Linked DNA regions of Homo sapiens: regions 1 and 2 are each linked to region 3. The links are chromatin contacts, found by Hi-C or POLR2A ChIA-PET in ENCODE. All regions are on one chromosome and are shown on one strand. The core of a region is the stretch at or near the end of the contact, and the rest is flanking DNA. Distances in the headings are between cores, read along the strand shown.

Region 1 (2,700 bases), core at 98-2,597, 420 kb before region 3:
CTAGCATTATCTGATTTTTTGATTCCATAATTATCTTTTGTTTTCCCCACAACTTTTTATTTTTATAATGGGAAGAGTAAAAATATAAGAATGTTATCAATACATTTATGATACTTTGGAGTAGAGACCTGACTTCTGTTAAACTGAACCAAAGTTTTCCTGTTGCTGTTTGATCATTGTTAGGTGGGAATGAACACCATCTGTTAAAGGGTCTCCACCTGGTATAGGTAGAGACAAGAGTCAGTATAAATTATATCTGCAATTTTAACTGGAACTGATTATAATGTTTTGAAGTCATTCATTGTTCATTGTTTTAAGACAGATTTGAGCATTGTGCAAGCAAATGAAGATGTTACGTTGTGTGAGAAAATTGAGATACTCCTACTTGACTTCTCGACTCGTCCTCTTTCATTCTTTGTTTAATGGAAGAGCTTATGGATGTATATTCTACAGACTTTACTATTTCCAATACATTTTTTTCCTAGTGATGTAACTCTTTTTGTTAAAAATTTTCTTGAGTTTTTAAATGATTTATCCTTATACACTAGAACTTGGGAAAATATCTTAAAATAATACTAAACGAGTAAGATTATACTTTGTAGAACTCCAAGCCATCACGTGTGCACTTAGGTTTCCTGCCAAATCTGGAGCAGTGGCTGGATGGCGCAGGGCCTGCTGTGACTGCAGGCCCACACCTTGGCTAGGCCGCGCCCCTTACTTAGGATTACTTAGGTTTTCCTTAGTATGGCTAATGTTGATTGTCTTTATCTTATCTCAGAAAGTCTGTGGCAGTTGTAAACTCTCAAGCTTTTGACAGTGGCACAGTGTGATATGTTGGGAAGTTGATTCACCTGTCAACCTGGTTGTAATTCACCAATCTCTGCTTTAGCCTATGCCAATGGGGGGTTGTAGGAGGAAGGCGAGAGCCAGGGGTGGAGGACCTGAGTTCCAGTTGGTCCCTAAGTAGCTTTATTTCCATGGACATAGCTTTTTGACTCTCAGAGCCTTAGTTTCATTTTCTGGAAAGCAGATATGATAAGATGTGGACTGTTGTGAGGATCAAACAAGATGATAAATGAAAATACTGTAAGGGAAATAAAATGACAACATGTCATAGTGGATAAAGCTCTAGCAGAGGATGATTAAGATCCAGTACCTGAGTTTAAATCCTGTCACCTCCATTTTATTAACTGATGCAATTTGTCCGAGTTACTTAACCTCTGAAACTCCGTTTATTCAACTAAAAATATAAGGAATAATACTCCCTTTAGAAAATTCTCATAAGGAGTAAATAGAGTGAGACTGAGTAAGTGTCCCAGCAGAGTGCTTGACATGTAGAAGCTATTCTAGGACTATGAGTCACCTTTACCTCACACCTATGATTAATTTAGCAAAAATTTTCTCAGGCATGGCATGGTTTTAGGTTCTAAGAATGGAGTGGTGAGCAAAATAAACACTTCTTACCCATAGAGCTTACATTGTTATGGCAGAACTGGAAAGTAAGTGAAGAAGCACATAAATAATTTCAGAAAGCAGTAGATGCCATGGAGATAATAACGGGAAGCAACAGGTGATTGTAGATAGATTGTTTACAGTAGGCACCTCTGAAGCCTTTTTAAGGCTTTTCGGGCAAATTAGCCTGCATTATTTGCAAGAAGTAATGCAAAGAGAGTCCCTGTATTCTGAGGCTGAGTAGGAACGTGAATGATGAGAAAGGCAGCATTAAAGAGTATTCTAGGTGGAGGGAACAGAAAGTACAGTGAAACTGAATTAGGAACTGAAAGTGTTGGGCTGCATGTGCTGAAGGAGGGTCCTGTGGCTGTAACACACATACAGGCCAGCTTGTAAAGAGACATGAGCAGGGTCCCGAGAGTCATGGAGGTAGTCTTCGTTGTGCATGGATATTCATGGGAAGGTTTTCACAGGGCAAGCAAGACTTTGAACAGTCACACTAGTTATGCTATAGTATGGTGCTCAAGTTCCCCTATGATAGTATTTCAAACTTCTGTATCCCCTGCCCCAGTTGTTGGCAACTGAGTATTTTCATCCTAAGTACAGAAGTTGGACAGGATATAATTTCAAGTGTAGAATAAAAATTGACATAGTAAAGTAATATTTGTACCACTTTAAAATGTATCCAATAGAATGTTAACACCATGATGATTTGATTCCCACCGTCCATTCATTTAAAAGTACATGAATAAGTTCTTTAACTGTCAGAAAATTTGTTTTTCTTCTTGAACTCACATCCCTTATTTCCCCCACAGATTTTATTGTATTTGTATGTGGACATATTTTAATGATCATCTTATCATTTCTGGGTATCAGTACATACTCACGGACACATACATTGATGTAAGGTTTTTTTAATTGTTTTATTTTTAAAAAATAAAAGATGAGGTCTTACTATGTTTAGCCTAGGCTGGTCTTGATCTCCTGGGCTCAAGCGATCCCCCACCTCAGCTTCTCAAAGAGCTGGGATTACAGGAGTATGCCACAGCACCTCACATTTTTTTTTTTTTGAGACAGAGTTTCACTCTTGTTGCTCAGGCTGGAGTTCGATGGCGCGATCTCGGCACACCGCAACTTCCGCCTCCGAGGTTCAGATGATTCTCCTACCTCAGTCTCCCGAGTAGCTGGGATTACATACATGTGCCACCACGCTTGGCTAATTTTGTATTTTTAGTAGAGACAGGGGTT
Region 2 (2,700 bases), core at 119-2,618, 280 kb before region 3:
TGCTCTCTGGCCTCTTGCTCACTCTCCCTTGGCTGTTTGGGCCATGCTGCAGGAGGGGCATACTGGGTGGGCACATTTGCTCCACAGGAACCTGCTTTCATGTAGCTCCAGCTTGTAGTAGGTTTTCTCACCGATGGTTCATTAATTGAGGGATCATGATATTCCAGGCATAGAGCAAAAAGCAAAAACACATACACAACACATAATGTACTATAATGGGTTGCTAAGCAAATATTTGAATATAGCATTTCAAGTATAAATAGGGTTGTAATAAATCAGAGTTGCTGAGAATGGTATTACATGGGTTAAGCATGTATGTTATTCCTTTCTCAAGTAGCAAATGGAGTTGCTGGGTCCCCCTTCGTTTCTTTCCTGTGCCTATTGGTGCCAATATAGAGCTACAGAAAAATGCTTTCGTAGGCTAGGATACTTAGCTTTGAGGCTGAAGTCTCCAAAATAAAGGAAAAACTTTCGCAACAACGGTGATGATGTTATTCGTTGAGGATTGTTTTATTCCTTCATATAAGAGTTGACAAAGGTATTCCAGGGCTCGAGTTATTTCCCACCTCATATGCAGATTCTCCATATTCTCAGAGACTTCTGCAGGATGGCAGGATTGTGTTAGAATAAAATCGGTTAGACTAAAAATAGATGATCTTCATTTCCAGATTTGGATGCTCCATGTGTTGGGTTGAAGATCGCTGTGGTGTGGATCTGATGGCTGGATTAACTGCCATGCCCTCATTAAATTAGATCATGTGTGAAAGTTCTTTGCAAACCATTTAGTGCCATGCATTTCTAAGGTATTATTAATATAAACTAGAGGAAAGGAGCTTGTGATTCTTATGTCCACCAGAAACTTTTTTGCACGAATCTCCCCTGCAGCAGGGAAAGTGGCTTTTGAAGCTGTGAAGTGCGCTGCAGTCTCACAGGTGCTCGTTATCAGAGAAAAGTGAAGATCATCAGCCTTGGCTATAGGAGGTCTTCTTTATCTTGGATGATCTGGCAAGATTTTATATTTCTTCTGTTTGTTTTCTATCTGAGCTAAAGATTGATGCCAAACATGGAGGAAAGGCTGGGAAAGTACCTACCCCAGCATAGCTTGGGATCAGAGAGCTAAACAGGAAACCCAGTCTTGATGCGAATCAAGCATGACTGGAGAACAGAAACCCAAGACTTTCCCTACTTTGACCGGTTTGTAAGAAATCTTTTTAATCTTTCTGACCTGAAGTTTAACATTTTAAAGATGTTAGTCATTTCAGAAACGTGCTTTTTATAAGGCAGTTGGTGCCTGGGCCTCCAGTATGTTTTTATAGGGACCTGCTGGTCCACGGGGCGGCTGGAGCCCTGAGTCTGTCTGCCTTGGTGCCCATCTGGGGCGCTTCCTCTCCATGCTTGTCTGGCAGTCATGCTTTCACCCACAAAGCCTCAGTGGGGACCAGATACTCAGTAACGTACTTGGCTGATATGCATGTGTTTCTCATCTCCAGCATCTTATGAGAATCCACTTCTTTTCGAGGAATGAAAAAGTGTTAGATCATATTGCAATATCCGTATTATTTTGTTTTATTTATTTATTTTTTATTTTATCTTTTTTTTTTTGTTTGAGATGGGAGTCTCACTCTGTCGCCCAGGCTGCAGTGCAGTGGGACAATATTGGCTCACTGCAACCTCTGCCTCCTGGGTTCAAGCATTCTCCTGCTTCAGCCTTCCAGGTAACTGGGGCTACAGGCACATGCCACCATGCCTAGCTGATTTTTTTGTACTTTTAGTAGAGACGGGGTCTCACCACATTAGCCAGGATGGTCTCGATCTCCTGACCTTGCTATCCACCTGCCTTGGCCTCCCAAAGTGCTGAGATTACAGGTGTGAGCCACCATGCCCAGCCAAAAAATCCATTTTTTAAATTTACAGCCCAGAGAGATATAACTAATACATTTTTATTTTCCTGAGAATTCTGATTCTTCTTAGGCTGATATTACGTTAATAGTGATTTTAGCACATTGCAGTTCTCTTTCTTACAGCTGTTACTTTATGTGTGAAGCATTTATTTTCCATCTGAAGGATGAGTTATTTGTCTGAATTGCTGCCCTATTGAAATTTCACAGTATTTTTGAAGGGAACTGGACCATGAAAACACAGTTTGTTTGTCACCCATAAGGCGTAGAAATGCATATACTGAAAAGAGAATGCAAATAGCGATAGACTTTGCTATTTAAATTACCAGACTTAAGATATTAAGAGTTTAGTTTTGAATTTACATTATTAGTTGATCAATACGTTAGACTGTTTGGTGAAATTTTGTCACAGCTGCAAAGCTAAAAACTAATGTTGGAAGAACGAAGTCATGGACTATTTCCCGTGAAGTAACTAGAATGAAGCCCTTAGTGTGTCGGTTGTCGTAGTTCCAAACCTACAGTCTGTTCTCTTGCTGTGTACAGTATGTACCTCATGGACCGCGAGCCCAATAATTGGGACCCTGAGGATAGCGTGGGATTAGTGTTGAAGAGTCACTATTACAGTGACTATATGGAAAGTTTCCCAGCATAAAGTGACACTCTCGTTCTACTGAACAGTTTTCCCCTTCGAATTTCTACAAATTATGCTAGATATTACCTGTATCTCATCCAAAAGAATGTGGATTGCTACCAGAAATAAACTAGGGTGTTAGGAAGTAATATTTCCCCCCTTCTTAGTTAG
Region 3 (2,700 bases), core at 67-2,566:
ACGCTTGCCCCACAACCTCAGCATGCCCTTTGGAACATCAGAAGTCCCCCACAGCCTCAGCAGGTCTTCTGAGAACTAGGAATTAGAGCCCCACTGTCGTGGAAATCAACTCGTCATCAAGTAGGGCCGACAATGAGACAGCTGACCATCCTCCACATTCCGAGCCTGAAGGGGAAAGGTTTTCCCAAGGAGAGGTGCTGGTGGGCTCGCACGCCATCCTGAGCACAGCAGACAGCAGTTAATGCAAGACTATATCTCGGTGGCGGGTTTTACTTAATGTTCTTTATTATGAAGAATAGCGATACCTCAAAGCCATACATTTTTTGAGAGTAGCTTCTCCATGTTGATTTTTCTTTGGATGGGTTGCTTAGAACGGAGCCAAAAGAGAGCCACTTGGTGGAGAGGCAGGTTTGCACTTTGCCCTGTTTTTGTGTATGTGGATGTCAAATGTCAATTTGTTTGGTAAAATGTGAAGCTGAATTTATAAATCTGTGCTAAGCAATTAGTTTGGAAATTAGTGCTATCTCTAGGAAAATCCCCTTAGCAGGCATCAGATTCAAACGATGCAACTCAGTAGGTGTGGGGGCAAAACTGCAACATATTTTCAAGGCAAAATCTTACAAATATAAACATTATATCAAATATAAACATATGTTTGCAGTGTACAAATGTCTTGCATATTCAAAGCAAATAAGTCCTGATGGGGGAGGAAAAAGTATTTGGATGTAGCCGTTATGTTTAATTTTCCTCACACAGTCAGTAGATAGTCTGTGTCTGCAAAGGATTGGTCCTTTCTTGCTCCCCACTCACCCAACTCTGTGGTTCTAGAACCTTCTATTAATTCCCATTGGTGAGCCCATGAAATCTTTGATTCCTTCTTGATTGCTCTCTGAAGACGCCTATCAGGCACTGTCTTATCTGTTTGTAAAGCAGCTCAGGCCCCAGATTTAAGTCATGGGTCTGGCTACAAGTTAGAGTGTGATTAATAATTGACTAATGTAGCTTTTATTTATCACAGGCTAGCACATTTCGCCATTACTGAGTTAATTTATGTTAAGTGTAAGCTGTCGTTCAATCTGTTTTTCAACTTTTTTTTTTTTTTTTTAAATCCTAAGTCTATCTTTCACTTTTGGAGAAACAAAATCCTCATACAGGGCACAGACACACTCGATGCCAAAAAGTTGATTTCCTTTTCCCTGGAGCCATGCATCACCAGCCCTCCCAGCCGCAGTGTCAGCCCCTGACAGAATGACATGTGTCATTTATCAAAGGGGCCAGGCCGGGCCTTGGGAAACGCCGCCGACAAAGCCTGAGAGAGTTCATTTTGCAGTCCCTCCTACCCTCTGTGAGCCCCTTGCCAGGAAAGCCTGTGATGTTTCTGTCTTCAGAGCATTACTGTAAGTCCTTCAACCTTCACAGAATTAACCCTCCCCACCTCAGCCCGCTGCAACAGCTCCGAGGTCCTGCCTGGGAAGGTTCTGAGACCCAAAGGAGTGATTGTTCCAAGCCCAGGAACACACAAGCCCCCGGCTCTGTAGGGACACCCCATGGAGTCCCGGCTTTCCGTGCAGAAAGCATGACCCAGGTGCCCCTGCATCTCCCCACTTTCTAGCAGGCTTTAAGGATTCAAGCCCTGAGTAATACTCAGTGAGACAAGGTCAGAGGCATAAAGAACCAGCAGCAAAGCATTTCCCTGGTATCCAAATTCATAGGTCCCCCACTCCTGCGGCAGAAGTTTGGTCTTCTATTTTTTTTTTTTTTAGAGTCTGCCTAATAAGTGTTTTACTCCAGGCTATTTTTGAAACCACCTACTAAACCCGATAGATGTTTCTTCTTTTTCTCTGTTGCCTAGAATTTGTAACCCCATTCCCGCCTGCATAAAGACAGTGATGAGGTTCGAGTCTAAAAGTTGCTAAAAAAGGATATTTTGGAGGAGGAAGAGAAAGGGCCATTTTTGCCCCCAGATTGTTTACTTTTTATATAAGTTCCCAAACCACTAGAAAACCACCAGAAAGTGCAAAGGAAAAAAAAAGTCAGCCAGAGGAGAGCATGCTGTGAAAATATAAAAGCATTTGGCTAAAATAAATGTTTTTTTCTCTTGAAGAGTAGAGTTTTGCATTGTAATCATGTGTGAGAATGTGAGAAAAGTTATTGTTTCTCTCATCCCCACCCCTTTGTACTTCGTACAGTCCCTACCACACTGAAGTTATTTACAGCATCAGATACCATTTAAAGAGATAGTGAAGGAGACTGTTGCCTTCGCCAGGAACTTTCCAGAAAGAAGTCCTATAAATTAGCCATTGCTCAGGAGTGGCTGTTTCCTAGGCGGAGCTAGCCCTTTCATTTTTCTGCATAAGGCTAATTTATTTTTGCAGCCAGATGTGGGCTGACAGCCATCACTCAGGGCTTCCTTCCCCCGCCGTTAGGAGGTCTGGAAGACAGTCACGTTCCCCATTTTGCAGAATCCCCATCAACATTATTGAAGATGGATGTATCTTTAAAGCAAAGATTGATTGTGGATATCGGAGTTATGGTGTCATTTATCATGGTGAATATTATTTAGACTTGGGTTGTACAAGGCTGTAACTTGAGACACAGCCAGGGGAGGGACAACCTGAAAACGCGGATCCATGAATTTTAATGGATGGATGCTTTTTTCAAAGCTCAACTCACTATAGCGTGATTTACTTTTCTTACTGC

The links. Hi-C counts contacts between places; a loop is a spot of excess contacts on that map. ChIA-PET counts read pairs that join two places held with the same protein, here RNA polymerase II (POLR2A). Pooled maps may share reads with other maps.
Region 1: a loop to region 3 is called in a pooled map, with 2.1 times the contacts of the local background. The contact joins two enhancer-like sites. A Hi-C loop is called at or near these places in 1 of 168 maps with a recorded cell type or tissue (ascending aorta), 10 of 37 single-sample maps with no recorded cell type and 6 of 50 pooled maps. POLR2A ChIA-PET finds 5 or more read pairs at or near these places in 3 of 52 experiments (HEK293, MCF 10A and naive thymus-derived CD4-positive, alpha-beta T cell).
Region 2: POLR2A ChIA-PET joins it to region 3 with 17 read pairs in H1. The contact joins two enhancer-like sites. A Hi-C loop is called at or near these places in 1 of 168 maps with a recorded cell type or tissue (naive thymus-derived CD4-positive, alpha-beta T cell) and 8 of 50 pooled maps. POLR2A ChIA-PET finds 5 or more read pairs at or near these places in 6 of 52 experiments (CD4-positive, alpha-beta T cell, Caco-2, H1 and 3 more).

What each region holds. Positions count from the first base shown.
Region 1 is chr18:74,805,509-74,808,208 of GRCh38, forward strand. The region is part of intron 4 of ZNF407 (zinc finger protein 407); the gene reads left to right. Among named protein-coding and RNA genes, the nearest start is that of ZNF407, 210 kb to the left of the region's middle. RefSeq lists enhancers at 437-1,636, 1,621-1,670. Within about 2 kb of position 1,348, at least 10 of the 41 ENCODE cell types and tissues checked have a DNase peak (open chromatin) inside an H3K27ac peak, as active enhancers do.
Region 2 is chr18:74,941,328-74,944,027 of GRCh38, forward strand. The region is part of intron 8 of ZNF407 (zinc finger protein 407); the gene reads left to right. Among named protein-coding and RNA genes, the nearest start is that of PTGR3, 270 kb to the right of the region's middle. Within about 2 kb of position 1,369, at least 3 of the 41 ENCODE cell types and tissues checked have a DNase peak (open chromatin) inside an H3K27ac peak, as active enhancers do.
Region 3 is chr18:75,225,484-75,228,183 of GRCh38, forward strand. The region is part of intron 1 of TSHZ1 (teashirt zinc finger homeobox 1); the gene reads left to right. Among named protein-coding and RNA genes, the nearest start is that of TSHZ1, 16 kb to the left of the region's middle. Within about 2 kb of position 1,317, at least 4 of the 41 ENCODE cell types and tissues checked have a DNase peak (open chromatin) inside an H3K27ac peak, as active enhancers do.